Regions from separate parts of the Homo sapiens genome. Here region 1 is linked to region 2. A link is an interaction called in ENCODE POLR2A ChIA-PET data of the cell type or tissue named here. Cell type or tissue: endothelial cell of umbilical vein. All regions are shown on one strand. Each heading gives the region's core, and the rest is flanking DNA. Links, peaks and the distances in the headings are about the cores only. Region 1 has its middle 43 kb from the start of C11orf96. Region 2 has its middle 43 kb from the start of HSD17B12.

Region 1 (16,032 bases), core at 5,467-13,466, 350 kb after region 2:
TCTCTCTGAGCCTCAGTTTCCTTATCTGTAAGATGGGACATCATGCTTGTACGTCATATAGAATATGCTTCCTACTTAATGGACAACCAACAAGTGACACAAGTGTTACCGGATGGGAAGAGTCCTTCCTCCTCTTGTCTCTAGGAAGCTCTTTTTTTTTTTTTTTTTTTTTTTTGAGATGGAGCCTCGCTCTATTGCCCAGGCTGGAGTGCAGTGGTACGATCTTGGCTCACTGCAACCTCCACCTCCCGGGTTCAAGTGATTCTCCTGCCTCAGCCTCCTGAGTAACTCGGATTACAGTCATCTGCCACCACGCCCAACTAATTTTGTATTTTTAGTAGAGACAGGGATTTCGTCATGTTGGCCAGGCTGGTCTCAAACTCCTGACCTCAAGTGATCCATCAGCTTTGGCCTCCCAAAGTGCTGGGATTACAGGCATGAGCCACTGTGCCTGGCCTCTAGGAAGCTCTTGCTCAAGCTGATCAAGGCTTTGGGCTGCCATTTTGTATAATGTTTTTGAAGGCACTCCTGAAAAGTAATTAAAAGGCAAAAACCCTAACATACGGCAATTTCATAGAGATTGCTACATGTAAATTTACAATGATATATAAAAAGTATCACGTAATCAGGAATAGAATTCAGAGATTCTTCTGTGATCCTGGCAAGGTACAGGCATCAAAGGGCCCAGAACGCTCCCTCCCTGGCTTACCCACTGTCAATGTCCCATCTGCACACATCTACAGGTAGGCTTTGTTCCCTCTTGGGCAGGGAGGAAGTATTTCTCCCATCTTCCCATCCCTTTGAGGTGGGAAAACTTGTTTTTCTTTCCCTGCTTGAGACAAGGCTCACTGGGATTGATGGAACATCTCATCTGCTTAATGCTTCAAAACCCCAGTGAAATAGAATTTCCTGATTCACCTGAGAAGGTGGGTTTTTTTTTTTTTTTTTTTTTTTTTTTTTTTACCAATAAAAGGGAGAACTGTTCCTCTCCCAGTTCTGTGTTCTTCACATTCTCCAGCATCAACTGGTCGGGTAAGGGGTTTTCATTTTTTAATTACTTGGCTCAACCTCAGTGCTGATGGGGAGAGGCTGTGATTGGGGTTTTGTTGGGAAAGCCTTGTGGCACTAATTATTGTTGTTATTGTTCTTGGATAAGGAATGTTTCCAATTGTTTTCCCTTATATCTGGGTAAGGGGTCAGAGAGGTCCCTTCATAAACAGGTTCTGGGAGGATTTTTATGCCTGGCCAAAGTCAAGCTGCTTCTGGTTTCTACTTCATCAAAACCTAATCCATAGCCTGGGTAACATAGCAAGACAAATAATTTTAAAAATTAGCCAGTGGTGGTGGCACATGCCTGTGGTCCCAGCTATTTGGGAGGCTGAGACAGAAGGACTGCTTGAGCCCAGGAGGTCAAGGCTACAGTGAGCTGTGATCACACCACTGCATTCCAGCCTGGGTGATGCAGCAAGACCCTGTCTCAAAAAAGAAAAAAACAAAAACAAAAAACAAAAAATGAATTTACATCAAAGCTTGATGAGCCATAGTGGCATTTGCATGGAGCTTGGGAGATGAGGCCCCAGTTGTTTGTGGTAGTCCTGGCCTTTTACTACAAGGAAAAGAAGCCATTCATAGAGAGTTTAGACCACCTAAGGTGTCCTTCGTTTGATCTACATATCGATGTAAAGTGGGCATTTTTCAGAACATTCTCATTTTATGCCCTGAATAGTAAGTCTCTGTCGTGGCAAGCTGAGACCACCACAACTTGATGTTACCTCTTTAAAATTCACATGCTTCGTTTCTAATTATAAAAGAGATATTTGTTCGTCTCTACTAAAAATACAGAAATTACCTGGGTGTGGTGGTGCATGCCTGTAGTCCCAGCTACTCGAGAGGCTGAGGCAGGAGAATCGCTTGAACCCAGGAGGCGGGGGTTGCAGTGGGCTGAGATTGCGCGACTGTGCTCCAGCCTGGGTGACAAAGCAAGACTCTGTCTCAAAAAAAAAAAAAAAAAAAGAAAAGAAAAAAAAATTGGCAACATTTCAAACATTACAGAAATGTGTAACTTAGATGTAAAAATTTTCTGTAATTCTAAGCCTCAGAAATCACCACCACTCCCTGATATATGTTATTTCCAGATTTGTCTATGCAATTCCAAAAATTTACAAGGATATATAAAAAGTATCACTTAATCAGGAATAGAATCTTGCTGTTTATAGAATTGTGCAACTTCTTTTTCTTCTTTGTAATAAATCTCAGTCTTCCTTTCTTGGCATACATGTAAATCTCTCATTCTTCTTGATAGCTGCCTAGAATTCTGTTGTTTGAATATACCATAGTTTATTTATTTAATCCCCTATTGACCATCATTTGTGTTGTTGTAAATTTTCTTGGCACAATATAGTGATGAATATTTTTGCACCTAAACCCAAAAAAATGTGGGATTTCTGTAGGAGATGTTCTCATAAGTAATCTGTGAATTTGAATGAGCACTACCACATTGTTCTGTAGAAACATTGGAGCAATTTATGTTTTCATCGTCAGCTGTCTATTTTTGCTGCACTCTTATCACAGGATCTTATCAGTCTTTAAAAATCATTGCCAATTGAGCAATGTTTACATAATCGAATTATTGTGGTTTTCTTAGCATTTCTTTATTAGTGAAGTTGGCTTAAACATCCTTTAATATGTTTATTGGGTGCTTTCACTATTCTGTGAATTACCTATTCATGTTCTTTGCTGCTATACTGCAAGGTAGTTTTGTCTTTTTCTTAATAATTTCCAAGAGTTCTTCGTATTTAGGAATAATAATGCTTTGCTTGTCATTTGCTCTAAATATTGTCCCTCCAATTTGTGGTTTGTCATTTGGCTCTGTTTTACGGCCATCTATCTACTGAAAAGCTAGTAGCTTTTCAGTGTGTACCAAGTACCAGGTACTGTGAAATTTGCTTTACATGAATTATCTCATTCAATCCTCACCTCCAACTATGGGGTAAGCGCTATTATCATCATCATCATCATTTAACAGGCAAAGAAAGTGAGGCTCAGAAGCGTACGTCACCTGGATAGTAGAGGGGGAGCCAGGATTTGAGCACAGGCATCACTGCATGGCCTCCCTCAAAGAACATCATAGATGATTGTTTTAAGTAGCCCCAGAAGTAAACCGGAAAGAAGGATTTGAATGCAGTTTATTTGGGATGTGATCTCAGGGAGCAGTAAGGGGATGGGGAAACAAGATGGGGCAGGAAAACAAACAAACAAACAAACAAAAACCAGTACAGATTGCATTAACGAGCACGCCACTGATGTGGGCAGGTGGACTTTATCCGCCTGGGGACCTCTGGGAGCTTGGGTAGCTCATGCCTCCATGTAGCCTACATGAGGGGCAGCCCACAGGGGCATTCTTCCAGCAAGTCCTGGTAACATGGTTGAGGTCAGCTCCTAGAGGGCACAACTCCCTGGCACTTCTGACTTCCCTGGACACTGGGGCTTTCCTAGCAGTCAGAGAAGGCCCCAGGCAGAGAAGGCCCCAGGAAGAGAGACACAATGCTTGCAGCAAGAGGCACAAGTTGGGGTATATGGATATGGGAGGGACACAGACAGGATTTACTCCCACAGCCAAGTTTATCTTTTAAAAAAAGGGTGGGGGATATTTTTGATCAATGTCAATATGTTAAAGAAAAACACTTTTCTCCTAATGCAACACTACATATGTCCATCCTAATTATGGCTGCTCCTCCTTCCTCGCAGCTGGCAGTCCATGGGTGTTGGATGGGAAGGAATTTGTCTTCCTGTGCTCTTCCTCTGGGAAGTTTGCCTTGGGAGGCCCAGAAGGCCACCTGGGAAGTGAAGCTCTAGGGACCCTTTGCTCAGAAGCCTCCTCTGGGCTGTCTTGGCAGAATACCCAGTCAGGAAGGGTGTGGCCGTGGTGCCCATGCCCCAAGCCACCTTTGGTCAAGGTTTCCAGGGAGATGAGCTGGTGTTCCTGTGCTCTGCTCCCCTCTCCCCGCCCAGGGCAACTTCACAGACTCCTTTTCTCTTTCCACCTCCCTTCAAAACATTCTCCCCACAAAGGAGCTGAAAGCTCAGAGTGTATCATCTTGAGTCCTGGTCTGTTTGTGACTTTGAAGGAGTTGAGTAGCTAGAGTCCGTTTGCTGAGAAAGCTTTGGTAAACTTTGGTGACAAAACTCCCTGGAGCAGAGGGGGAGCTGTTGGTGGGTTCTCGGGTGACAGAGCCCAAGCCTCACCCAGGCTAACTGCAGCCTGGGAGCTGTGGAAGGTGGCCGCGGCTCAGCTGGCTCATCCTGCCCTTCATCTCCCTCAGAGGTGGTCCCAGAACCACCTCTCTGTCCTGCCTCTCCCACCCCAAGGCCCTCTTTTTTTTTTTTTTTTTTTTTTTGAGACTTAGTCTCTGTTGCCCAGGCTGGAGTGCAGTGGCGCAATCTCGGCTCACTGAAACCTCCACCTCCCAGGTTCTAGCGATTCTCGTGCCTCAGCCTCTTGAGTAGCTGGGATTACAGGCACATACCCCCATGCCCGGCTAATTTTTGTATTTTTAGTAGAGACAGGGTTTCACCATGTTGGCCAGGGTGGTCTTGAACTCCTGACCTGAAGTGATCAGCCCGCCTCGGCCTCCCAAAGTGGCAAGGCCCTCTTGACCACTCCCTGTTTCTAACCTTTTCTCACACAACACGTCCCCACTTTACCTGCTTTCTTTATTGATGTGTGTGAACCGCCCGCATGGGGAGGCAGGTGCGGATGTGTCTGCTGAGCACGTGGCCGAGTCCCTGGCACTCTGACCTGGACCTGGCTCACAGGAGCTGGACTCTCTAACAGGAGCCTGGGAGTCAGGGGTCCAGGGCTCTGGTCCCGACTGAGCCATGGAATTGCTGAAGGATCTGGAAGTCATTCCTCCTGTGGAGGTTCAGGTCCCCAGAAGCGAGTCTGAGTAGGAGAATTGTGTGCAGAGCCAGAATTAGGGAGTGCTCTTGGGATTCACACGGTGGGAGAAGAGAGGAGGCAGGAGTGGTCAGAGGAGCGGTGGGCTGCGGTACAGCTGGCCTCTGCCCAGGTCACTCTGAGGCTGGGGTGGCCTCGAATCTCTGTTGCAAGGGCAGGCCTCCAGCCCCTAGTCAGTCAGCCTTGGGTGCAGGTGCCTAGGAAGGGGTGCAAGACAGAGGAGGGGCAGCTCTCTCTGTCTGGGGCACACCTAAGGGTTGGGAAAGAAGTCCCTCAGCCTTGAGGGGATCTGAGTGAGCATCACAGAGCCCACCCACAGCCTTGCGTGCCCTATTTTGGCCCATCCCCCATTGGAGGTGATTGTGTCTCTCCAGCAAGCTCTCAAGGAACTTGAGAGAGCAAATAGGATAAGAGCATAGGTAAAAGGGTTTTAGAATAAAGGTGCTCCAGGAAACAGTCGATTACTCGGAATTAATTAGAGAAAACAGGAGACCAAGTTTGAATTAGAGAATATTATTAAGGAAAAAGAATTATTTTGCATTCATTTCTGTACTCATCCGGAAATATTTACTGAGCACCTACTATGTGCCTGGTGCAGGGGATGTGGTCCAGGACTTCATGAATGCACTTTCTAAGGAAGGGAACCAGCCACGGGTTATACCTGAAGGGCAAGGGTAGGAACGAAATTGGTGCTCTGTGCTGTAAGGGGAGATGGGAACCAGAGAATGATTGCATTGAGATCATGAGGAGCTTTCTAAGGAACGCACTGAACAGATCGAGGTATTACACCCAAGTCACTTTGTGAGTCACTTGTTAAATATTGCCTTCCATCAACAGAATCATGAGGGACCTGGTGGAGGGCAGGGGAGAATCTAACAGACCTGGTTTGGATTCCAGCTCCTCAAACCACTGCCTATGGCTTGGGTGGGGGTGGGGTAGGGGGGTGGAGGCATGGTGGTGGGGGTTATGTGACCTCCTTGGAGCCCCAATTCCCTCATCTGTGAAACTGATAAGAAATCTGTCAGGCCGGGCGCTGTGGCTCACACCTATAATCTCAGGACTTTGGGAGGCTGAGGCAGGCAGATCACTTGAGGTCAGGAGTTCAAGACTAGCCTGGCCAACATGGTGAAACCCCCTCTCTACTGAAAATACAAAAATTAGCCAGGCATGGTGGTGCACACCTGTAAGTCCCAGGTACTTGGGCGGCTGAGGCAGGAGAATCACTTGAACCTGGGAGGCAGAGGTTGCAGTGAGCCAAGATCGTGCCACTTCACTCCAGCCTGGGTGACAGAGCGAGACTCCATATAAAAGAAAAAAAAAACTGCCTTGCAAAGACGCTGTGAGATGAGACATAATGTATATAAAATTCCCAGCCTTGTCTCTGGCATGTGGTAGGTGTCCACTACACGTGGCCATTATTGTGCACTCATTCCAAATAATGATGCAATGATTTCATTATCTTCAGAATCACCTTAGGTTGTAAGAAAAAAAAATGCTTTGTGTAGCTATACCATTAAAATCTCTCCCTCACCTTTCTGTCCCATTATCTGCTTTACTTAGACTTGTTTCAAAATAACTTTTACCTGCTGCTGAGAATGTGTTATTTGCTGGCCTAGGGAGAGGAGACCCAGATGAATGGACTATGGGATCACACCTCCTCTGGGTACAAACAGAAGATGGGAGTGCAGGTTATCCTCTGCCCTGCAACTCCACATATGCTTGACAATGACCTAGCCGGGCTCTGAATCCAGGAATGCTGGGACCAGACACTGCAACCAGGCTCAGAATAAATTAGCAGTGACCCAGAGTTTGTGGCGTCCGAAAGGACATTTCTCTGTGGATCTTGCCAAGATGTTCATTTCAAAGAAAGCCCTGGCTTCTTCAGGCTGCCTTTCCCGTTGGCCACATGCTTCCCCTCGTAGGACAATGTTGCACAATTGGTTTCCCAAACAGGGGTCAGGTCCTGTCCCTTTCCTGTCACAGCCTTGCCCAGCAGAGGGGAAATTGTTCTAAGGGTCTAGATGCGGAGAGCAGGTGGCATGTGTCTGCTGGACGGAGCAGAGGCTGCTGGGAAATGGCCAGGGGCTCTTCGAGGCCACCAGAGGAGTGGCCCTGGGCAGGGGCAGTATGCCAGGGAGGGCTGGGGAAGGGGACCTTCATATCACAGCCTTTAGATCCTCCTGGGTAGAGTTCAGAGCTGGATCCCAGGGACCTTCGAGTTGGAGGGAAACTCGGAGAACTGCAGGGCTAAAAGGGGCACTTAGCAAATCCACGAGAGGCAGGGTGGCAGGAGACCCAGGTTCCCTCCTGGCTGCACCAGTACCTGGAGTGCTTTCTCCCTTTCTCAGAGCCTCTTTTCCTGTCCTGAGCATTGGACGCTGCCTCCGCCCCCCTCCCAGTGTGGTTTCAAGGACCATTCAAGATAATGGAAGGCAAAGTGTTTTGAGAAGGGAAGTGTACCTCCAGTGTGAGAGGTGATGTTAGTTAATGATTAATACCTGGGGGCTGTGTTTCCTGGCAGGAAGCTGGCAGGCAGACAGGGAGAGGAGACCAAAGAGAGAGATGGGAGAGCCGAGGCCATGGGCTGACGTTCCCAGAAACCCAGCCTGGACCATTTTCTTAGGCAGGATCTGTTGCTGTGGTAGGAGGAGCTGTTCTTCCTTCTCAGTCTGCACAGTGGCTTCTGCCCATTCAGTTGTTTATCTGACAAATAATTATCATGTCTTCTCCCCTCTGCCCTGCCCACCAGGCCCCAGGACAGCACTGGGCTAAATGCTGAGAATGGGGTTATGAGCAAAATCCGGCTCAGTCTCTGCCCTTGAGGGGCACGGTCTGGTGAGAGGGTACATGGCAAACAGGAAAAGAGAAATACAAATAGTAGATGATTATCATGATCATTGTCACCATTATTAATATCCAACCGCCTTCTTAACATTTCCCCTTGGATGTCTAAAGACATCTCAGGCTGGGCGCAGTGGCTCACGCCTGTACTTTGGGCCGGCGGATCACCTGAGGTCAAGAGTTCGAGACCAGCCTGGCCAACATGACGAAAACTCATCTCTATAAAAATACAAAAATTAGCTGGGCATGGTGGGGAGTATGCCTGTAATCCCACTGAACTCCAGCCTGGGCGACAGCGTGAGACTCTGTCTCAAAAAATATATATAATAAACAAACAAACAAATAAATAAAAATAAAGGCATCTCCAACTGAACTCATCCAAAGCCGAGCATTCCATGTCACCCTCCCCAGTCTTATTAAATGGCATTTATGGGTATCGGAGAGCCAGAGACGTGGGTGCCATTCCTCTTCCCCTTCTCTCACAGCCATCAATTCCTTCAGCAAGCCCCATCATTTCCACCACCTAAAAGCTCTCTATAAAGGGTACGCTTCTTTCACCAACACTGCCACCCTTCAGGTGACATCATCTCTCATCATGACCATTGCCAGCGCTTCCTAACCTGTCTCCCTGCTGTCTTTTTCTCCCACCCCACCCCCACCCCCCACCCACTCTTTTTAAAGGAAAATATGATCTTCAAACATAAAACTGGATTCCAGCAACCCTCTTGCTTACAACCCTTCTCTGGCTTGGCACAGATCTCAGAGTAAGACCCGGGCTTTACATGCTGGTCACGAAGCCCTGGGTTACCTGGCCCTGGCCAGCCTCACAGACCTCTCCCGGGGCCTCCCTCTGCCCCCTCAGGGTGCTCCAGCCACCCACTGTGGCCATTCTTTGATGACAATGCTGAGCTCTTGCTCACTCCAGGGCTCTTGCACCTGCTGTCTCCTCTGCCTGGAAAAACTGTTTCCCTGGAACTTTACTGGGCTGGTTTCCTTCTTATTTTCTGGGATCAGCCTAAATGTCACTTTCTCAGAGAGACAATGAAGACCCAGCCCTTCTCTCCACCAAAGGCATCTCAACGTTTGCCTGCATCACATGAGTTTGTCAACTGGGATAATCCTTTATTTGCTCATTGGCTGTTTGTCTCCCCCATAAGTGCAGGGAGCTTGTCTACAGGGTTTGCGGTGCAAATTCTAGATTCAGTGTATGAGACACCCCAATAAACTTTTGTTAATGAGATGATGGTGAGTGCTCCCTCACCACCTCCATCCCAGAAGAGGTGAAAGCAAGAGCTCCTTAGAAAGAGCCAGAGACAGTGTGATTCCAGGACTCTGGAAAGTAAGTTCTAGCAATTCCCCCACTCCAAGTACTGGCATGGTGTGGCACAGCGGGGCCTGGGACCCTGGCTGCTCTCCCCAGTGACCTGCCCCCCACCCCCGAGTCTTCTTCAAGAAGAACAAGCAATGGATCCTTGACTCCCCTGTCACTGTTGTAGGGACACGCCCATCAGGATTTCCATCCCTTTGTCCATCCTTCCATCCATCCATTTATTCAACAGATACCTACGGAATCTTCTGAGAACCTGAAGTTAGAAGACCTGGGTCCAGGTGGTGGCCCCTGCCACCAACCCACTCTGGTAGCTTTGGACAGGTCTCTGCCTCCTTCTGGGCCTCCGTTTGTTCCTTTGGAAAGTGGGAGTGTCTGGACCAGATGGAGGAATTTCCAGACTCCTCCTTTCAGAAACGGCAGCTTCCGTGGCCCAGGTGGGAAGGTGTGGCGGGGGACGGGGCTGCAGGGTGGCTGACTCAGAGCCTAGGGAAGCCCCAGTCGCTGCTTCTAGCAAGAAGTTGGCGCTAGGTATCCTTTGGCCTGTGGTCAGTGTCCAGCTGCAGCTGCTGTCTGGGAATGGAGGGAAGCAGGACAGGAAGTGGAATCTGGGTCACCAGTCCCCCAAGCCTCCCCCACAGCACCTCCCCCACTCCCTGGCTGGCTCTGCCTCCCTCTGAGCCACAGCGGTCATCCAGGCCAGGTCCAGTGACTGTTTCTACCCGGTGAAAGGAGGAGGAGGCATCACAGAGCCGGAGACCTGGCCGACTTCCCAACACAGCCCGAATCTCTTCCCAGTATAATCCAGCGCTCGGGGGGGTCAAGGCCAAGGCAGGGTGGAATCCCGACAGAAGTTGGTCTGTGGCTGGGATGTGGTGGGAACAATAATGTGCGTTTGGCAGGCAGAGAAGATTTTTCCTTTCGGGCATTTCAGACAATGCTTCTTCCCCCACCCCCCCGCAGGGAATTTTCCTGGGCCAAGAACTGACAGACCCTGAAAGAATCTGCATGGAAAATGGTTTCAGTCCCAGGGGTTAGAGCTGCTTTTTCCCACCCCCACAGGAAGGATGAATGTCCCTGATGCCCTAGCCTCAGCTCCACCATGAGGTGGACCCTTTCTTCTGTGAACTTGATCCTCTCACTGGAAAGTCTCCTCTCTGCTTTTAGGGACAGTAGTTTACAAAACTAATTCATACTAGGGTGTGAACAACTCACTCCCTGTTAGCTGTTAGGGATCTCTGTTCCCCCGCTAGGGGGAACCCTGGCAGGGCCTGCCTGGAGTGCCCACACCACTCTCCCTTACCCTTCGTGTTACCTCCAAAACACGGGGGTTCGTTTGCCTGGTGAGTAACAAATAACTCTTCATCAGAACTCAGGTTTTGATCAATAGGCGTTTTATTACTTGGCGCAAGTAAGGAGCTCCCTGGGAATATTCTCCAAAACAGTGTCTTCTAGAGGGAAGGTGACAGGAGGGTGTTACGGAGCCATGGAGAGGGGAGAGGTTGCATCATCGCATGTAGAAGGGGGTCTCGGTGGCGTAGATGCAGTGAGTCATTTTGCCAGCACACAGGCCGAATGTTAGAATAATAAAGCTACAGCTTCTCCCAGGGCAGAGACTTTAGCGTGGTAATAAGGAAAGTTCACTCAGGCTTATCACTAAGCTGCTGGGGTCTGTCAGGGTCTGTCACCTACTTAAGCAAGCAGGCCACTCGGTTCCACACAGGGTTTAGGAAGAAACAGGCTGCAGGGCAAGAGGCTGCAAAACAGGATGATTGCTCTTAAATTCCTCTAATCCTAGGAGACCATTTCTGTCTGCTGATTCTCTCTTCTTTTTTTTTTTTTTTTTTTTTTTTTGGAGACAGGGTCTGGGCTGGACTTGAGCTCCTGGGCTCAAGCAATCCTCTCTCCTCGGCCTCTAGAGTAGCTGGGACTATAGGTACATGCCACCACACCCTTCTCCCCAAACTTCCTACTGCTGTGGTCCTCACCCGCAGCCAAAAGGCAGGTGTGACAGTGCGAAAGATTGGTCCTCCCTGGGTTCTAACTGGTGAATCACAAACTCGGTTTTCTTCACGGGGAGCTGGTCTAAGGTCAGATTCAGCCAAAAGGCAGGGGACTAACAGTGGCGTTTAGGGCATGTGCAGGCTGCAGACTTTGTGGCCAGGCCTCAAGCTGCTGTGTGGGGAGGCTCAGCGCTGGGTTCAGCTCTGCCGCTCATCAGCTGTGTGGCCTTGGACCAGTCACTTTACCTCTCTGAGCCTCAGTTTTCTCACCTGTGAGATGATGACGATCTGGCCTGGCAATGATGCCACAGAGTCAACAGAAGAGGAACAGGGGAAGGTCTGGGTGAGAGGTGGGTTGCAGACAGTCGGAGCCCTCCACGGATCTCCCCTCCCCCGCCTGCCTTCCTGCCTAGGCTTGGCCAGATGGTGGGAGCTGGGAAATGCAACAGAGCTGCACGCTCCTGGTCTATTTTGAGAAGCCTCCTGTTTCCTTTCCTGCCTGGGGCCATGTGGTTACTGCAGGTCTCTGCTTACAGGACAGGCTCAGAGGGCCTGACCTTGGCCTTCCTCTGCCCCTCACTCCCAGCCCTTCCCTTCCTCGTGGTCTGGACCCCATAAATCCCCATATCCTGGTTCCCAGCCCAGGCACCATGGCCCCCACCCAGCAGGGGTGGAGATCAGGCTTTCACAGGGGATTTGGGGCAGAGGACTTTCCACTTCTCTGCACTATGGAGGAGCCAGTGAGCTGTCCCACCACATCCAGGTCCCTTTGCTGCAGAGCCTTGCTGTTGGTGGCTGCCAGCATCTCCAGCTTACTGCAGGGGTTGGGGGTGGAGTCTTCCACACTCTCCACACAGCTTCCTCCAGAGCCTCCTCAGGGTCCTGCAGAGAGAAAGGGCCACCCAGAACGCTGGCGGCCCCGCCAAGAGGTCAGGCAGCCCCTGGCTTGTGGCCTGCCTTGTCTGAGTTCCAGGTCAGCAGAGGAAGTGGTGGCCCCACATGCTGTCAGTCGCCATGCCAGAAACTTAGCAGCCACCCATGATTCCTCCCTCTCCCTTACTCCTCCCTTCCCAGAGCCCTGACCCCAGCATGCCTGGCTTTGAGTCCCACCTCTATCACTTACCAGATCTGTAACCTCTCACCTCTCTGTGCCTTAATTTACTTGCCTGTGAAGTGGAGATCAGGAGAGCACCTACCTACTTCATTGGTTTGTGGGGAAGAGATAATAGTTAACACTGACAGAGTGCTTAGGACGTTGCCTGGCTATCTTAGTCCGTTCTGCTGCTGCAACAAAATACCTTAGACTGGGTAATTTATAAATCATAGTAATTTATGTCTCATTGTTCTGGAGGCTGGGAAGTCCAACATCAAGATACAAACAGATTTAGTGTCTGGTAAGGGCCTGTTTTCTGTGGGTCATAGATGGTGCCTTCTTACCGTTTCCTCGCGAGGTAGAAGGGAAGAATTCTCATCTCTTCAGCCCCTTCTGAGGGCTCTAATCCCATTCATGAAGTGGAACCCTCATGCCTTAATACCCCCTAAAAGCCCCTCCTCTTAATACTATCACATTGGTGATTAAGTTTCAACATATGAATTTGGGGAGATGCATTTAGACCATAGCTCTGGCACATAGCAACTGCTCAATTAATGCTAGGTCTTGTTATCAAATTGGTCAACACATTCCACCCACTCCAATTCTTTGGGATTGCTTCTGCCTCCTAGATTTCTGTCCTCCTTTAGCCGCTCCTGGTGCACTGCAGAATGCTTCTCACTGGTTTCGCCATCTCTTTCTTCCACCCCACTAAAGCCAGGGGTGTGCCGTGGCTCACACCGTAATCACAGCACTTTGGGAGGCCGAGGTGGGTGGATCACTTGAGGTCAAGAGTTCAAGACCAGCCTGGCCAGCAGAGTAAAATCCTGCCTCTACTAAAAATGCAAAAATTATCCAGGTATGGTGACAGGTGCCTGTAATCCCAGCTACTTGGGAGGCTGAGGCAGGAGAATCACTTGAACCCGGGTAGCAGAGGCTACAGTGAGCCCAGATCATGCCACTGCACTCTAGCCTGGGCAACAGAGTGAGACTGTGTCTCAAAAAAGAAAAAAAAAAAAGTCTGATTAGTGTCACAGGGTTTTGGAGTCAGAGAGATTCATTCATTCACTCAACAAATATTTATTGAGGGCTTACTACATGCCAGGCCCTGTTCTGAGCACTGGGATATGGCAGTGCCCTATGCAAAGTCTGAAGCTTGTATTCCAGTGGATTTAAATGCCATTCCTGCTACTGGGTGGACTTGGACAACTTCCTAATCTCTTGCAGCCTCCATTTTGTCATCTGCAAAATGAGATCACAGAAACCTGCCTCATGGGCACACAGCTGCACACACAAAGTGTATGAAATATTTCCCAGGTGGTAGCTCTAGAATGAGAACAGTGAGGATGGTGTCATTCAATTCCTAAGTTTCCATGGTTCATGCTGGGCTCAGGTGTGGCATTCAAGCTGTCCAAGATCTGGATCCAATATACACCCCCCTGGCAGGGTGTGGTGGCTCACACCTGTAATCCCAGCACTTTGGGAGGCTGAGGTGGGCGGATCACCTGAGGTCAGGAGTTCAAGACCACCCTGGCCAACATGGCGAAACCCCATCTCTGCTAAAAATACAAAAATTAGCCGGGCCTGGTGGTTGGTGCCTGTAGTCCCAGCTACTCGGGAGGCTGAGGCAGGAGAATTTCTTGAACCCAGGAGGCAAAGGCTGCAGTAAGCTGAGATTGCACCACTGCACTTTGGCCTGGGTGAAAGACAAGACTCTGTCTCAAAGAAACAAAAACAAAAACAATCCGCACCTCCCCCAAAGCCCACCAGCCCAGGATCTAATGACTCCCTGATAATCAGGCCACCCCAAGTGTCTCATTGCTCCTCAGACAATTTGGTCCCTTCATATCTCTTAACTTTGCACACACAGTTCTCCTATCTGGGAACTTAAGCCCCCTCACTTTCTTTTCTTAACAATCCCCTCCCTCCCCATCTTTTTTTTTCTTTCTTTTTTTCCTTTTTCTTTTCTTTCTTTCTTTCTTTCTTTTTTTTTTTTTTTGAGACAGGGTCTCACTCTGTTGCCCAGGCTGGAGTGCAGAGGCGTGATCATGGCTCACTGCAGCCTTGACCTCCTGGGCCCAAGGGATCCTCCCACCTCAGCCTCCTGAGTAGTTGGAACTACAGGTTCACGCCACCATGCCTGGCTAATTTTTGTATTTTTTTTGTTGAGACCGGGTTTTGCATGTTGCCCAGGCTGGTCTCAAACTTCTGAGCTCAGGCGATCCCCGCCTCTCCTGAAGTGTTGGGATTACAGGCGTGAGCCACCGCGCCCGGCCCTCCCCCATCTTTTCAAGGCAGCTGCATCTACATGCTTTGCAGGATAGTCTTTCCAGCCTCTCACACAGGACAAATCCCTCTTAGATCTGGGCTCTTCCTGCCAGGTGTCCACGCTTCCAGTACATACCTTCCCATAGTATATCATTACTGTGTGGCCTCAGCTGCTGGGCAGGAACGGGTTGCATTTATCTTTGTGTTCCAGAGCCTAGCACTGGCTTGGCATATTGTGGACACTCATTGGCATTTGATTAGAGATACCTCTAATGACCCACTTAGTTTACCCAAGTGAAAGGTATGATCAATGTTAGAGATTCATGCGCCACTGGAAGAGAAAGGCATTGGCAAGTGCCATCCCCACTACCAGCTGCAGCAGATATATGACCTGAGTGTCACTACATTCTAGTGTCCCGGAACGTATTCATTAGTATAGGTGCAGTAACAAATAGACCACGAAATGTATAATGGTTCAAACACAGTGGAAGTTTATTTCTCCCTCATGTGAGTCTGAAATGAAGCCTCCTGGTCTGCATGTGGCTTTCCTCCTCATAGTAATTTGGGGAGCCTAGCTCTCTCCGTCGTGTGGCTGCACCCTTATTCAGGTCCTGTTGTCATCCACATCCAGCTGGCAGAAAGCGAAAGTGAGAACGTGGAGGAGGCACAGCTGCTCTTAAAAGCCTTGGCTCTGAAATGGCACATGTTGCTTCTGTTTGTGTGCTAGAGCGGAATCACAGTCTTCCAGCTATGTGTTTGGAGACTGCAGGGCAGACCCGCAGACCTCAGTACAGGGTGTCGGGCTGCTGGTCTGGCTGTCCCCACTCCCCAGCCCATGCTGGGCTGAAACAACCTGAGCAATTCATGGGGTATGGCCCCTCCTGGTCTATTAGGTAGACAGAAGGGCTGGCCATTGGTCAGGGCAGGGGCAGGGGTAACTCCGTGCATCCCATGGGGTCGGGGTGCTAGGTCAAGCCCTCTTCTCAGGGGCCTGAGAGCTCTCTCAGGGTTCTGGGACAGAGTTTTGTAGCCACAGGATTCAGACTCTGGCAGGCTGTGGCTCCTCTTCCTTCTCCAGAAGTGGGCTGAGCTGTGTCCTGAGTAACATCCTGGCCGCTCGGATGGTTGCAGCTGGTTAGGGAAGAAATATCCAAGGCCCCGGCACCATCTAGGGAGCAGTGACTACGCCTACTTCCATGGCAAAGTGCTCTTAGCTGCAGTTTGAAAGGGATCTTTGAAAGCCTTTTCCCCAACACTTCCAGCCATTGGAAGCTGAAACCAGCCTCCTGGACGCCCCTTGCCGGAATGGGCAGCATCACTCAGCCAGAACAACGAGCATCCTGGATGGCTCCTCAGCTGCCTGCCCCCTTCTGTGCACACCCCACACCCAGGCTGAGAATCTCAGGAAACCTGGGCAGGAAGGATCCCTATACTAACCATCTGGTCCAGTGGTCCTCAGTGGGGATGTTTGGAACTCAGTCGGGGCATTTTGGATTGCTGCAGCGATTGGGCGGTGAACGGGCATTTAGTGGGCAGAAGCCAAGGA
Region 2 (16,032 bases), core at 3,919-11,918:
GCTTCTTTTTTGTATCAAATTGTCACTACAAAATAAAAAGCCCACCGGGTTGGACTTCCAGCCACAGCAAAACCTGATGTTAGGTCCAGAAGGGAATTTATAAATCAACACATTCCCCTTAACTGTTAAGTAGGGAGGATGCAGTGTTGAAATTATTTTTTCAAGGTAACTATTTGTATTTAGTTTGATCTCCAAACAACATGTGTTTGTTTCATTTGTTGAGATACTAAAGAAAAATCATAATATACAAAGTGCAAATGTTGATACTGAATCAGTAGAAACATTACTGTTTCCAGACACCAATAGGTAGAATATCTGATTCTGCATCAGGAGATCTTACTTTGATTCTGGATCAGGCAGTGACTCTTGGTGTAAACTTCTATAGTAATTTCTTTGTCTGGAAAATTGGGTTAATACTCTATCTGGCCTACAGGGTTCCTTATACTATTAAATGAGGTAAACATATGGGTAAGCATTTTGGAAAAGTGAAATTTCAGTCCATGGAAAAAAAGAATTGAATGGGGAGACCAATTTCAGCCTTTTGGTTGTATGACTCTGGGCAAATCATTTCCTTTCTCTGGATCCCTGTCAATTAAAAAAAGTGAAAATTGGACTAGATGATCTCTAAGTCTTCTTGTAGCTTTGACAACCTGTGTTTCAGGATGATCATTGACAAGATTCTAAGGGGCCCAGCTATACTCAAAGCGGGGATTTGTAGGGTGCCCTTTTGTTTTCTGTTTACTCAGATTAATGCCCTACATTCTGTTTGCTACTCATGCCTCTGACTTTGTAGGGGATACTACCTTGGAGGGTACTCCAAAACAGGACAAGCATATCTAGGTATCTCTGGTGGCCACTTTTGTCATAATGTCCAGCAGTGAGGTATCTTGCCACAGATTATACTGTGGAGGAAGGTTGGATATTCAGCCACCTCGACTTGGCTGTTTCTACAAAGTTCATCTCCTTTTAAGAACCTAGCTGGATGGCTTGGTAATGAAGGGTACAAAAGGATGAAGGTTCAAGTGGTTGGATATTTACTGCTTTAATTAATATTCTTCTATTGAAACATTGATCTTTAAGCAAGGTCTTAATAGCTTAATAATTTTTTTCTTTCTTTTTTTTTTTTTTTTGAAATGGAGGTTTGCTCTTGTTGCCCAGGCTGGAGTGCAATGGCACAATCTCAGCTCTCTCCAGCCTCCACCCCCCAGGTTCAAGCAATTCTCCTGCCTCAGCCTCTGGAGTAGCTGGGATTACAGGTGTCCGCCACCACGCCTGGCCCATTTTGGTATTTTTAGTAGAGATGGGTTTTTGCCATGTTGGTCAGGCTGGTCTCGAACTCCTGACCTCAGGTGAACCGCCTGCCTTGGCTTCCCAAAGTGCTGGGATTACAGGCGTGAGCCATAGCGCCCGACCAATAATTTCTTTTTTAAAAAAATGTAATTTTGTCTTTCAAAAGTCAGGGCTGTTGGTTTCTTGGACACATGGCTTGGACTACAAAGGAGACTGAAGGTTGGTGCATTCAGAAAACAGATGGTGGACATTTTGGCCTAAAAAGAAAACTAAGATTTTTTGAAGAAATATAGGTTGGGCAGAAAGTAAAGGATCCCAGGCATCTCTTTATAAGTATTTAATAAGAGAGCTCTGAGATAGTAAAGGATCTTCCAAACATTTCCCTTCAAAATTCCTAAAGGCATCTTCCAATTTTTCCAGAACATGTCCCATCCTAATAGGCACCAGCTGAGCTCCTTCTGACCAATCCTATAAAAGGAGACACTTAACAGGAATGCTGAGAGACAGTAGGTTCCTACATGAGGCGGCTGCATGAACAAATAAAAGGTGTTCTCTCTCTCTGTGTGTGTGTGTGTCTCTCTCTCTCTGCCTGTCTCTCTCTCTCTCTCTGTCTCTCTCTCTCTCTCTGTCTCTCTCTCTCTGTCTGTCTGTCGCTCTCTGTCTCTCTCTCTCTCTCCCTCTGTCTCTCTCTCCATCCCTCCATTCCTCCCTCCTTCATTTCTTTCATTGTAAGAATTGTTCTCCATTAAACTCTTAGCTGCTGTGGTCTAAACGTATCTTGCAGCTACACATTGCAATGGGCTATGGATTCTGATACCCTATTGGTATTTGATAGAGAGCTGACTCTCCAGGGAGTTGGTCATTTGTTCTGAATCGCGGCTTCGGCTACGGACCAGGTACCCTCCGTTTTGCCCCTATCGCACTGTTTCCTCTTTGGCCTCTCATCCCTCTTCACAGGCCCACACCTGGGTTGGAGAGGGCTCTGGGGGCAGCTGGTCGGTTACTACTGAGCAGAGTGTGTGAGTGAGGGAGGGGGAGGAGGAGGGGTAAATGGTCCGAAACATTTTTCTTCTAAAAAGTTGTCAGAAAGCGCAGATCCTAATCTCTTCGTTTGGGTCGTTATTCTCTATCACGACCCTGGTTTACGATTTAGGAGTTTCCTCTTTTGAGGTCTTTGTCATCTATTTAAGGAGATAAACAATTCAACACTTCGTGTGGCCTTGGTAAGTCATTTTACTTCTCTTGTCTTCATCTATAGAGTAAATGAATTGAATTAGATGATCTCTGAGGACTCTTCCAACGTGAAGACCAATGCTTCCAGTACTAGGCATGTAAAGCTAATTGGGAGATATTTTTTAAATGAGTAAGGGAAGCTCCTGACATCCTGTTTCCTGAACAGTGGAGAGTCTGCACAGGATGGCACAGCATGGAACTATTTAACCTGTGAACTTCGTTTTAAAAGAAAGCTGATGTCATTGGAAGGGTGTGGATTTCCTAGTTTTTAGATCACCATGGATCCTTTATGGCTCTTCTTTCCTACTTATGTATTTGCCATTTTTTTTCCTTTAAAGGATTTATTTAGAAGAGTGGTAAGGGGAGGTGGCCAACAAACTAACTTATTTATTGATTTTTCTGGAAAGTTCTTGGTGACTAAAGGAAAATATTGAGAAATGTCTTTGGATTCCAGTGGCCCATGCTGCTTTTTAGCCCCATTTTTGGAAGCAGTTCATGTTGACTCTATAAACGATTCATGTAGGTAAGTTATCATAGGTACAATGTAGACATTTCTACACATATATTTTTGTAAGTGGACATTTGGGCATGTTGGCATGTCTTTTAGACGAGATTTGTAAGGAAGTGGCATATAGCTGAGAGTGGATGGGCATGCTTCATTCAATTCTGATACTATCAGTAAATATTTTCTACTTCATACTTTTTTATTATAGTTCCTTTATTTAAAAAGAAAAAAAACAGAGAAAAGCATAATATGGTATGTTTTGGTTATAATGTAAAGAGGAGGGGTTTTGAAATATAAATTTAAGGGATACAAGTGCAGTTTTGTTGCATGGATATATCATGTAGTGGTGAAGTCTGGGCTTTTAGTGTAACCATCACCCATAATGTATGTTGTACCCACTAAGTAATTTCTCATCTAAAAGGAGGTATCTTTATCTTTTCCCATACAGTTTCGGTTCAGTGAAAAAATGTGTGTTTCCTTAACTAGCTCAGTCACATGTAAATCAATAAAATCACAATTTAAAGACAACAGGCCAGGCACGTTGGCTCCCGCCTGTAATCCCAGCACTTTGGGAGGCCAAGGCAGGAGGATCACCTGAGGTCAGGAGTTTGAGACCAGCCTGGCCAACATGCTGAAACCTCGTCTCTACTAAAAATACAAAAATTAGCAGGGTGCGGTGGCAGGCACCTGTAGTCTCAGCTACTTGGGAGGCTGAGGCAGGAGAATCATTTGAACCCAGGAGGCAGAGGTTGCAGTGAGCTGAGATAGTGCCACTGCACTACAGCCTGGGTGACAGAGTGAGACCTTGTCTCAAAAAATAAATTAAAATAAGTAAAAATAAAATAAAATAAAAACAACAACATAGCACACATTTTAAAGATGGCCTTGTGGATTCTGAGAGAAGGAGAATGACTGAAGGGAGAGGTTGAGAAAGAATGTTTTTAGCTGTTCCACGTAATGGTCCCACCCTAAATGGTATGGAAGAGTAGCTATCAAGAGAGCTTCAAGTTTCAGAGATTATAAAACTCTTGGCCATCTTCCCTTGTCCACATCAGTTTTTGAAAGACAAATGTGGCTGGGCACGGTGGCTCACACTTGTAATCCCAGCACTTTGTGAGGCCGAAGTGGGTGTATCACCTGACATCAGGAGTTCGAGACCAGCCTGGCCAACATGGAGAAACCCCATCTCTACTAAAAGTGCAAAATTACCCAGGCATGGTGGCGCATGCCTGTAATCCCAGCTACTTGGGAGGGTGAGGCAGGAGACTCGCTTGAACCCGGGAGGCGGAGGTTGCCGTGAGCTGAGATCACACCATTGCACTCCAGCCTGGGCAACAAGAGCAAAAACTCCATCTCAAAAAAAAAAAAAAAAAAAAAAAAAAAAAAAAAAGAAAGACACATGTATAAGATACCTTAAGATACTTTAGCATTTCTTTAAAAACAGGTAATTTGCAGATGAAATTAAAGAGAAAAAATAACCTCAGATTGGTCACCTGTTTTCTCTTTTCTTTTGCTTCTTCCCTACCAAAGGATGAGGGACCTTTTACCCTAGTCTCTATGGCTGAGCATGACTTAAAATTTAAGTCAGGTAAAACTCTAGTCCTCCCACCAATGCCTCTACCTCTCACCGCTGGAAAAGTCCAAATAATCCATCTCTTCCACCCCCACAAACTGCTATAATTTCACGTTTACTGAATTAACTAAATGATTAAAGGAAGAATGCATTTTTTTTCCTCTGAGCCTCAGTGAATTTGACTCTATAGAAAATTAACACCATTACGTATAGCATAGATTGGTTTACATAGACCAGTACTGAACTCTTAGGCAAAACAACCCCATTTTAAACTGTGTGACTACGTTTAAGTATTGTGGTCTCCTTTTCCCACTCTCTTTGCTCCCCATGCACACTGATTATTGAGAGAAAATATCTATTCGAAATTCCACAGGATCTTGTATCCAGTTCTCTCCAGTGTTCGATTTAAAGTAACATCCAGGAGGGTGGGATTGAATGACATGAGGTGGTCCCACAGAAGATGGGCTTGGAGCAGTTCAGCGAGGATATTAATTCCATAACAGAATTGGTTGGAATTAGCCACTTTAAAGAGGGCTTCTATTTAAGAACGCGTGTGTACTGTCACTGATGACAGAATAAAGACTTCAGGATATTGTTAAGAAAATTAGATTCCAAGTGGAAAAAATTAGAATATGGCCTGGGTATTAGAGAATAACTGTTAGCTTTGTTGGTGTGATAATGCCTTTGTGGTTGTGTAGGAAAATGTCCTTGTGCAAGATGAAATACTTGGGAGTAAAGTGCCATGGTGTGTGCAATTTCCTTTAAAGTTATCTCAGCAAATATAAAAAAAACAGATGAAGAAAAGATGACAAAATGTTAATAACTATGAAATAGAGATGATGTAGATACATTGATACTTGTTATATTCTTCCTACTTTTGTTTGTTTGAAAATTTCCATAGTAATAGTGAAAAAAACTTTTAGATCCAATATTGTAATGTTAAAAAATACCACACATAAATAATAAGGTAAAATCTTATTGAGATAATATTTTTTGTGCATGCACAAGAGGGGAGCCTGGATTTACAATTTGTCCAGACTGACAGGCAAACTCAGTGTTCTTAGTGTATGGTAACACATAAACTAATAGAGAATGAAAATCCCGTGCAATAATACCACTTATTTTATTTTTTAAAATGCATTTTAAATTATAGAATTGAGTTTGTAGAAAAGCACAGGAGACATAAAAAATGAAAACAAAATAATTTTTATTTACATATTACATCTTATTATCAGTTGTTCAGCTAAGTGCTGAAATGTTTGGGGTTCTGAACCCAGGGGTTGGAGGAGAGCACCTTGAAGATAGTTACAAACACAAAAGGGTTTGAGGACCTTGGACTCATGCATGGGAACTTGAAAGAGAAGTTAGAGTAGCCAGTATCATGGTATAAAGTAACTGAAAGTCTGAAGAGGATGAGACAAGTTTTGAAAACATAAACTATACCAAGATGATTTGATTTGAATGATCTTTGGAATTACCAGATTAATGTGCTTCTTAAAAATGCTTCTTTTGTCTTCTGAATAGTTATGACTATAGTAGCTATGTTCTACCCAGGTAATGCAATGCTTTTTGGATATGTTGGGATAGCATTTGTTTATCACAAAATGTGTGTGTTTATGTATTGCCATGAGGATACAGAAAGGAAATATACCTCAAATAGGGAAGGGCTTGTTTCTATGTAGTATTCTGGGGATACAGAGCCAAGCTTCAATGGTGTTGACTTTAGGTCTTTTGATTATTTGCTGTACACAGGTACATGCCCAAATATTAAAAATATAAGTATTACCCATATAACCCTTGAAAGTCCCACTTTTGTTTAAACAGGAAAGGACAGCTTTCCCTCTGAATGCCTATTTATTTTTCAAATAATAAATTTTAAATGGGCTCATTTTAAAGTAGCAAGCCTCTAGTGAGAACTATGTTGCACCGTATTAAACTTACCATTTGACCCTGTTCTCAACATGGAGATGGTTTTAGTAGACCGGAAGCCTTTAGTAGGCTTGCTCTTCCAAAACTGCTGCTGCTGTTGATTTACTGGTAGCAAAGCTGGGCTGTGTCCTAGGAGGAAAGGACAAGCGAATCCAGAGTTCTTGATTCCTTGGAGTTTGCCTTTTAGCAAAAGAAGAAGGAGCGTAGTTCAACAGTTAAGGTCCTGGACTAAGAAACATGAGATAGAGGATATATTAAATTCTTAAAATTTAGGCATATCTCTGGAGTTACCATTACATGAATAAATGGTCTTCTTTAAAAAAACCAAAAAACAGAAATAGGATATATTACATCTGGGTCCAGATCTATTTTTTTTTTTTGCTAGCTGACTACTGACCTCAGTGTCTGCATCTGCAAATTAAGAGACTCCGATTAAATAATAATTGCTGACATTTCTTCAGATTTTTACTGTGTCAGGAACTGTTTTGAGTGCTTTACATTAAATTTTTTTAATCTTCACAACTCTATAGATATTCTTTTTGTTTGTTTGTTTAATTTTTTCAACCTACATCATGCTTTGAAGATATTCGTAATATGCCTAATTCATCAATTAGGAGATAAGACATTCTGAGGTAATCAAGTGCTCGATAATCAGAGAATTTTCGAGATGGAGGGGCACATGGAAATCACCTCATCTGGGAGGCAGTGTGTATCATTGTGATTAAGTGGGCAAGCTCTGTACCCAAAATGTATGCCGTTCAAACTTGGATCTCATTAAGTATATAGGTTGAGCAAATGGCTTAACCTTTGTTTACCTCAATTTTCTTGTCTATAAAATGAGGATGATAATAGGATCTGCATTATAAAGTTGTAGTATTAAATATGCAGTGCTTAGAACAGTGCCTATCACCTAGAAAGCTCTCAGTAAATGTGAAAGCTAATGAGGGTGAGACTGATGATGGTAGTGACTGGATAAGTGGACACTGGTGTTTTTCCTTTTTTTTTTTTTTTTTTTTTGAGACGGAGTCTTCCTCTGTCACCCAGGCTGGAGTGCAGTGGCACAATCTTGGCTCACTGCAACCTCTGTCTCCCAGGTTCCAGCGATTCTCCTGCCTCAGCCTCCCAAGTAGCTGGGATTATAAGCATGCACCACCATGCCCAGCTAATTTTTGTATTTTTAGTAGAGCTGGTATTTCACCATGTTGGTCAGGCTGGTCTCGAACTCCTGACCTCAGGTGATCCGCAGGCCTTGGCCTCCCAAAGTGCTGGGATTACAGGTGTGAGCCACCGTGCCTGGCTGACACTATTGTTTTTCTTAGAAGAATGTGCTACAGTAGTATTAACAGATCCTCTATTGGGTCAGAAACAGGTGCTAGTGATTGTCATGGTCTTAATGGAAAGGATGGGGTTATCATCAGTGATACAGAATGGTTTTTTAGAGAAAGAAATAATTATGTTGAAGACGCAAAGTTAATAGGAGACTGTTCGTTCAGAAAAATGTGTGTTAATTTGTAATTCAGCAACAAGTTCATAGAAACACAGTGTCCATGAGCTAGGAAGGTGCATGTATTTTTCAGGCTGTTTTTAAAGCTATGAAATTTCAATAATGTGTAAGAGAAAAAGTGATATGTAAATACCATTGTGGATGGGGAGGGGTTATATTTAGGTGGTTAACATTAGGCAAGCCAGTGAGTAATAATTAGCAAATTATTACCATGGCCCTCTGTGCACTTGAAGGCTCTCTGGTGGAGTCAAGGGTAGATCTGCCTCTGTGGCATTTGTCAGAATGCAGATTTTCAGTGAGGGCTTTGTTAAATAAACCATCAGTGTCTGGGAGGGGGAGGGAAAGCAGACTGAGAGAGGCAGCAGTAACACATATAGAAATGAAGTCCAAATTCGGGTGCTTATATGGCGATATTCCAGTTTCTCTGGATCATCATAGACACATATAGAATGTTCGTGCTAAATGGGACCTTGGAGATTGTCTGGTACAACCCCCTCATTTTACATTTTACTTTTCTATGAGAATAGAGTTTGGTGAAATCTGGCCAGGATTTCAGTACAGTGAAATCAGGGAAGTTTGTGGTGTGTTTAAAGAGAGATTTCATGTTAGGATGAAGGGAAAGCGGACATTCCTTCAGTTTTAGAGTGATGTCCAGGTAGGAAAGTAGAGTGGGTAAGGCAGTGAATTTTCCCAAATTAATTAAAAGAGGAAGGGAAAGAGGCAGAAAGGGCAAAGAGATAATCTAATTTTATGCTAAACAGTTTTTGAATGGATTTGTAGCTAATGTTTAAAAGTTGATGAAAAAGAAAACTCTTATTTTATTATTTCTAGGAACTTGGTTTTCTTAAACGGAAAGGGAAGTTTGGGGGAGAGCTTGGCAGCATTGATGGTTCCAGCAAAGGAAGGATCTATTTGCATCTAGTGTTGAACCTAGTAAGCAGTTTATGTTAATCCCTTACTCTTTTAAGATTAATATATCGTGGTGTTTTAAATAATTACTTATAAATAAGTTTATGCCTAATGCTTTCTTTTAAATAACAGTGTGTCTCAATAGGACTAATGAGTCAGATTAATTTGGCATGGAGTTCTGAGCAGGGAAGGGGACTGAAGTCCTCTTTCAGAACACTAAAAATGCTTTGCTACATTCCTTGACAGTTTCCCGAGACAGGGTTGGGTTGGAGGGAGTCTTCCCGAAGATTTAAGGGCTCCCCACTGTGCTAGCTCCCCAGTTCCAATAGTGTCGGGTCTGAATAAGGACACTTGTGAAAGTCCACATCTCTAGTGTGTCTGTTTACCTGGAGAAAAATAAGCCAACAGCCCTGAGGGTGAATCAAAGATAAGATTTTTATGGCTCTGTACCCACTTGTGTTTTATTTTTTATAAAAAGCATTATTTACCTACCACATCTTTAAGTACTTCAGAAAGAAGCTTTGAGTTTGTCATTGTTTTTAATTTAAAAAGGAAAACATTGCACTTTTTTCTCATCTGCACTTTTGTAAGGTGTGGAGATATTAGAGGCTCTCCATATTGGACGCTTCAACCTTGCCTAACAGCACAGCCCGCCCACCTTGCTGGGAGAAAGGCTTCAGGAAAACGAGTAGAGCTGAGGGCTGAATACTATCTTAGTTTAGGTCTTTCTTCTTTTTGCCTTTTGGTTCTGCTTCCCTTGGCTGCTCCCACTTCAGTATCTGCTTGTTGTGCTGGGTAATGGAATCAAGTTAGAGATGAAGAAACTGAGGCACAGCCTAGTTACAATCCCTCATTTTGACAAGGCAAAATGAGAGGGAGCACTCAAGCCTTTAGTCTGGGTGGAGACAGTAGGTCCTGTTGCTTCTGCCCTAGAAATTGCTTGGGCTTGTGAGTTGACATCTCTTCTATCCATAGAAGGAACCTCTGCTTAGTACTTGCAAACTTGTACCACAAAAGTCACATCCTTCAGGGGAAAAAAAAGAGAAAAAGAAAAAAAAACTAGCTTAGGAAACCAAAGGTTGCCAAGAATGGCATAAGGGAAAGCAATTTTTTAGTGTCTGTGCGTAGGAATTTTATACGTTCTATGTTGCTGTGAAGCACCAGGGTCAGTTCTGAGCAAGATACTTTTCGTGAAATGAGGGGTGGTGTCTGCGGTTGGCATTCTTTCTTGTGGTTCTCACTCAGCTGTGCTCTCCAACTTTATTCACCTGTATGAGAACCCTAAGCGGGATGCCCTGGTGAAGAACAAGAAATTGCCAGGGTCTGGCAAATTGCAAGTCCACAAGTACCTAGTAGGGAGTGAAAATTGGTTATGTTTGGAGTATGGAGAGATAAGCTTAACTAAACTGTGAGTAAACATGAAAACAAAAATAAAATCAGAATATGCCCGCAAATGCTGGGGAGAAGAATGTTAGGCATTTTATTGGTCTGTTAAAAAAAAAAGTGGGGAATGGTGGATTCATAGAAGAAATAATTAGAAAACTGGTGTAGGAAAAACACTGTGGGGAGGGGGGAAAGCAGCACAATTAATTCTCATTCCCCCCCTCTAAAGTTTGAAGTAGTAGATCCTTATGGGGAATGAAGGGAATATGTAAGAAATCGTAAAATTTTCTAAGCAGAAAATAATTTTTCTTTGGAGAGGAGGCATGTGAGTTCATGAATGTAAACCTGCATTAAAAAGGAGAGACAATTGTGGGCAGAAAGAGGGAGAAGGAGAAGCAGTATAATCGTTTTTAAAAATTCAGCCTAAATTGAGTATTCAGCATTTCCATCTTAGAGTATGTAGGGTTTTAAATATCTCTGTTCGAGAAAATTGATTTGAAGATAGAAAGGCCTTTCGAAACTTAGAAATTCTAGGGTTTAGGTTTTTTTCTTTCATATGTTTATTTGAAGCTTAGACTATAGAAACTATATATAAAATAAGAATTGTTACGTATTAGGAAATTTTTAAAATAGATAAGGCTAGTTAATTATTTAAATATATTGAAAGTATTAAAACTATTGAGTCATAAATAAGACCCCCAAAATATGTCAGTGGCAGGGTAAAATGCAGAAAAACTAAGTATATCAGAAACTACTATCTGTGATAAAATTCAAAATGGGGTTTTTAATTGCAGCATTAATTTAATTTAATTATATTTCAGACTTGCTACATAAAATTAGGACTCAAAAATACAAATATCTATATGTCCATCATGATTTTTTACAGAACAGAAGTAATCATAATCATTTACTTGTTTTTTTTTTATTTCTATAGGAAAATAGCAAAAATTTCATCTCCTGAAGAAATTTGAAGATTTTTTTGGATATTCTTTTAAAGGTGAAACTTTTCTTCTTTAGGTAAGGAAACGTTTTCTATTGTTTATCCATGGGTTGAAAAGAGCATTTCAATTAGACGAAAGAAGTATCATGTACTAAAACTTTGCTTATCTTAACTGATGTAAAACATCATGAAGATGATAGAAAGCAGGATTTTTAATTTAAATAAAGCAAAAGTAGTTAGAAATTTTTCATTTAAAAAAGATTAATTTGTTGGGGAAAAAATGAGATAGACCCCTTTTTTTTTGCACTTTCTCATAGCCTGAATAAGAGGATTCCCATGATCCATCTTTTAAAAATATTTAAGACATAACCAAATTAAAATAAAAGTTATGATTCTGGCACAGAGTTTTAAAAAATATTTAGCAAAATCAAAAACAAGAGAATTTTCAGACATCTAAAATATTCCTAAACACAGATGTAAACTAATGTGATAAACTATTTTGATAAATTTGAAAGACTGGTCATTGTTTTAAAAGCAGGCCCGTGAATTAAAGTTAATTAAGATTTGTGCAGTAACAGGCAAACTTAAACTTTGGTATATACTCACATGCTGGGAAAATATTTTTTTGTAGGGTCAGAATGTAAATATAAATAATTTGTTTAATCAGGCAAGAACCTGTACTTTGTGTGTGAACTCTTTTCAGTGTTTGGTAATTGTGTTACGTTGATAACATAAGAAAAGGAGACAGACTAACTTTTTAAGCATATTAGAATATTTGCAACTCATTCTATTTTTGGCAATAATTCTATTAGTGCAGTTTACTTCCATGAACAGTATAAAATACATACATGAAAATCAGATTTTTAAAAGCAGATTACAAGTGCAATTAAATTGTCTAAACAAACATTTTAAATGCTTTGAAGTATTTTATGAAATTAAAAGAATAAAACAAGTAGTTTCAGAAATTATAGAATCTGTTGTAAATATGCAAATTTGCACATTCTAGCTTTGTCACCAATGCCACATTTGGGAAAAGAAATAGATTGCAATGTTTGTCTTCTATTAACATATATATATTCTTAAAAGTATACAAAATGTTTCCTAATTTTAAACATATTAATACTGTTACGTATAAATATTTTTTAAATCTTAGTATAAAGTTTAGGGTTTTAAAAAAATATACTTTAAAAATTCATGTGGTGAAATAGAATCTAAAAACTTGAGGGAAATTACTAAATTTTTTGGTATAAATTTGAAGAGTTCATTTCTAGAATACGTTTATTTTCTTCTTATAAAGACATTTACATCAATATTAAGTATATAGATTAAGACCTACTTAAATTACTTAATTAAAATATACTAAACTTCTAAGTTATTTTTAAAAGAATGATGTGGGTAAACTGAAAAGATCATAAAATTATTTCTAATGTAATTTTTACGTAAAGCCCTTTAATATATCAGTTTTTACCTCTTATATTTTGAACCGTTAAAAGAAAAAAAATGACTAATCTCCTAATGGAAAATATAATCTTATAGTACTGAGAAGAGAGTTGTAAGCATGTAATAAATATATGAGATCAGTTTCATTTCTGACTTGTTTTTGAGCCTTTCTTATGAATCATCATGTATTTTAACATCAAGAGAATAATATATAAAATACGCTTTAAAATGTTACAACCTGGTAGCTATTAAAAAAGAGAGGGGAAAAAAACAGAGCTTTGCCTAGCAAAATACTAACTAAAGAGTTAGGTGAGAATTAGAAATGTTCAGATGCTAAAGTAGTATAATAAACTAAAATTCCAAATATATATGAATATATAATTTTTTATATCTTGGTATATGGCATTTGTCTTAATTGTTTAGGAAACTACATATTGTACAGGAGTGAAGAAGTAAATGATGAAGTATTTTCTCATCATAGTTTACTAGATAAAAAATGTACTAATAAGCTAAATGTAATAGTAAGGGGCACATTTAAAATATAATTTCGTAGAGTCTTACTAAATACGTATCTTTCCAACAAGGCTTTAGGTTTTTGCATGTGTATTAGGATTTCTGAGTTTTGTGATTTGAAATTCATGATACATTTTGAGTGCCCTTTCAAATGGCAAATTGTTTCTGTGGAAAAATCAGACATTATGTACATTTCATTTTATATTTGGATGTGAGAAAAATAGCAGATAATTTGGGAGAATTCTAGTTGTTGCCTTAGTGTATGCATCAAATACTAAACAATTATTTTATCTCTCAGTTATACGTCTGGGCATGTTACAGTTTGTACTGTATGTACAAACAGGATATTGAACTTACATTGATGATACAGTGTTCTTTAAACGTGATTGTTAATCTTTACTGAAATTATGGGCAAACTATTTCAAAGAAATGCGTTTTTAAACTCTTATTTTTAATTAAAATGAGAAAAACCTTGAAGGAGTTCATTTATGAATAAAATATGTAATTGTGCAGTCTCCTGAAAGAATGAACTCTTAGTTTATTTTTCAAATTTTATTAAAATGTTTCTTTACTTGTTGCTTGTTGGCATTTTAAAATTAAAAAGTAATAAAGCAGCATTATTATATTTCTGATTATCTATCAAGAGAGTGAAAGGGAAACCAAAGTATATTGACACAACCCAGGTTTTCCCCTAAAAAAAACTAACTTCAAATTGAAAAAATATATTGCCCATATTTAATATTTCTTATTAGGACTTACTTGGAGTCGCATAATTTTTTTGAGACAATATATTGGAGGAAATTTGTCTTATAAAATGGAGAGATGTAGAACATTGTGGGCAGTTATAGGATAGTCTTTCTCTCTTGTTGCTTCCCAGAAGTTAGAAAACAGATTTTAAATTAATAGTGTTGAGTACACGAATCTCTGGAGTATAATAACTTAGAAAAATGTTGGAAAATGATAAAGTCGAAGGGGAAGATTAATTGAAGTTAAGTGTCCCCTTTTCAAATGGGAAGCATTTGACACTATGAGGAGTGCTCTAGAGATTAACAAATGTTTCTCTGTCAAGGATAATTTTCTGAGCAGTTGAGGTTGTTTGTGTGATAAGGGAAGGCGGCTAGATAGCGTAACTATAGGTGTTTGAGAAAATTTCCGAAGTTACTTTCAGATTGAAAGGGTGAAAGTAGGTGCAACAATTGGCCGTTGGGAGGGGAAAGGGTGCAGGGCTCGCCAGCCCGGCGCCACTACAGGGTTAACCGCGGCGGCGCCCGGTGCACACTGGGAGTTGTAGGCCGCGGGCATTGTGGGAGTTGTCGTAAAAGCCTGCTTTCTTGCCGTGATGGCCGCCGCCGAGGCAGGGAGTTGAGGGTTTCTGCCTTTCGGAGGGTTTGGGGGGCTGTCGGTCCCGTTAGAAGGCCACCAACAGCCCCCCAGGTTGCCAAGGGCCTGTTAGTTGTGTTCCTGGAAGGTGGGCAAGCAGCCTGATGGGTTAACATTGGGATTTGCCGTCGTTATAGCGGTCAAGGGGCCTGTAGCGGCTGCAGGGTCGGTGAGGGTTCCCAGCCGGCCGGACCTTGGTCGTCTGGCATTCTGCCTTTGAAATATCTGGGTGGCCGGCGCCTAGGCATATGGGGTTGTGCTTTCTGTGTTGTGGTTTGTAGCTTGCATCCTCCACTGTTCTTAGCGCATTTGGCTCTGTCCATATGGCTGTTGGTACTCATGGCCCTATTTGGGGTTGGACTGGGCTCTTTTTCTTGGGTCTGGTGGGATTTAAGCAAGAACTGGAATTTTGTAAGATGTACAGCAGTGTCCTGGGTGTTGTCTGTCTGGTGTGGGGTGTGAGCAGTTGCAGGAGTTATGAACGTGTCCATGATCGTGTGGTTGGCTTTCCCTTGCATGTGGTGAACTTTCCCCTCGTTTGCTAATGCTGAAAGGCAGTGTCAGGCAGTTCCTACTTGTGAAATGCCTTCTTATTAACTTGGATGTGTTCCTAAATCTTGGGAGCTTTGCAATTGCTTGTAGAAAGATATGTGTGCAAAACTGAATTTAAAACGAGCACCAGGGTTGCAGGTACCTTTAGTTCTAGGGAGCCAGCTCCCCCAGGCTTCCCTGGTGCTGTGAAGTTGTTTGAGTTTATTTATGGAAATTAGGTTTGCTTTGAGCTGTGTTACCTTACTCTTGGCTCAGAGTTTCTCTGCATGTTGGGACCCTGATCTTTGATATTGGGTACTGTTTCAACATTTGAGGCTAAATGAAGCACCGTGTACTGATGTGTAATGTCGTGTATCACAATCTCAGGATAACACTAGATAGCCAAGAATGGCAGTACCTGTTTTGTCTGTCTACACGAATTGGACCTCATTGTTTCTGCCACAATGTACTGCTCCATAAATTCCGCCTTATTTCCATGGTATTGTCTGTAAGTTTTGAAATCTAACTGGTCATGAAAAGCCATTTTTCAGGCAGTATTTAAAAGCTTTTTCCCACAAGTAGAACTGGTATCTAAAACATTTTTTCATTCAAGTTTGGTAAGGTGGGAGATTTGAAATAAGGTACAACAGTGGTTTTGGAAATCAGCTATCAAGTTTTAGTTTTAGGGGCCACCACGTGACAGAAATGATTTATAGAGAGAGTAAAAATTGTATTCCATTTCTCTTGGTATTTTAGTGCATATAAAAACTAAATAAACCACTTTCATATATCATTAAAAAGCCCTTTGTGTCTTGTGATGAATGAGGTTTTTATAACTCCCCTATTGTCTGGGTTTGCTTAGAATATAGTAATGGGGCCGGGCATGGTGGCTCACGCCTGTA

Evidence for each region. ChIA-PET counts read pairs that join two places held together with the same protein. Peaks named below come from ENCODE experiments on the same cell type or tissue, not always from the same donor. Only the 100,000 strongest peaks of a DNase experiment are listed, where the experiment ranks them.
Region 1: POLR2A ChIA-PET joins it to region 2 with 5 read pairs; 2 of 35 experiments call an interaction of 5 or more read pairs at or near these places.

Annotation. Positions count from the first base shown.
Region 1 is chr11:43,977,853-43,993,884 of GRCh38, forward strand. It overlaps a transcript of ACCSL not described here. Among named protein-coding and RNA genes, the nearest start is that of C11orf96, 43 kb to the left of the region's middle. RefSeq lists enhancers at 4,502-5,002, 5,003-5,503. In endothelial cell of umbilical vein, for the core only: no CTCF peak of the experiment used is centred there; a DNase peak (open chromatin) is centred at 9,989.
Region 2 is chr11:43,629,692-43,645,723 of GRCh38, forward strand. It overlaps a transcript of HSD17B12 not described here. Among named protein-coding and RNA genes, the nearest start is that of HSD17B12, 43 kb to the right of the region's middle. RefSeq lists an enhancer at 14,442-14,631. In endothelial cell of umbilical vein, for the core only: no CTCF peak of the experiment used is centred there; no DNase peak of the experiment used is centred there; H3K27me3 peaks cover 1,651 bases.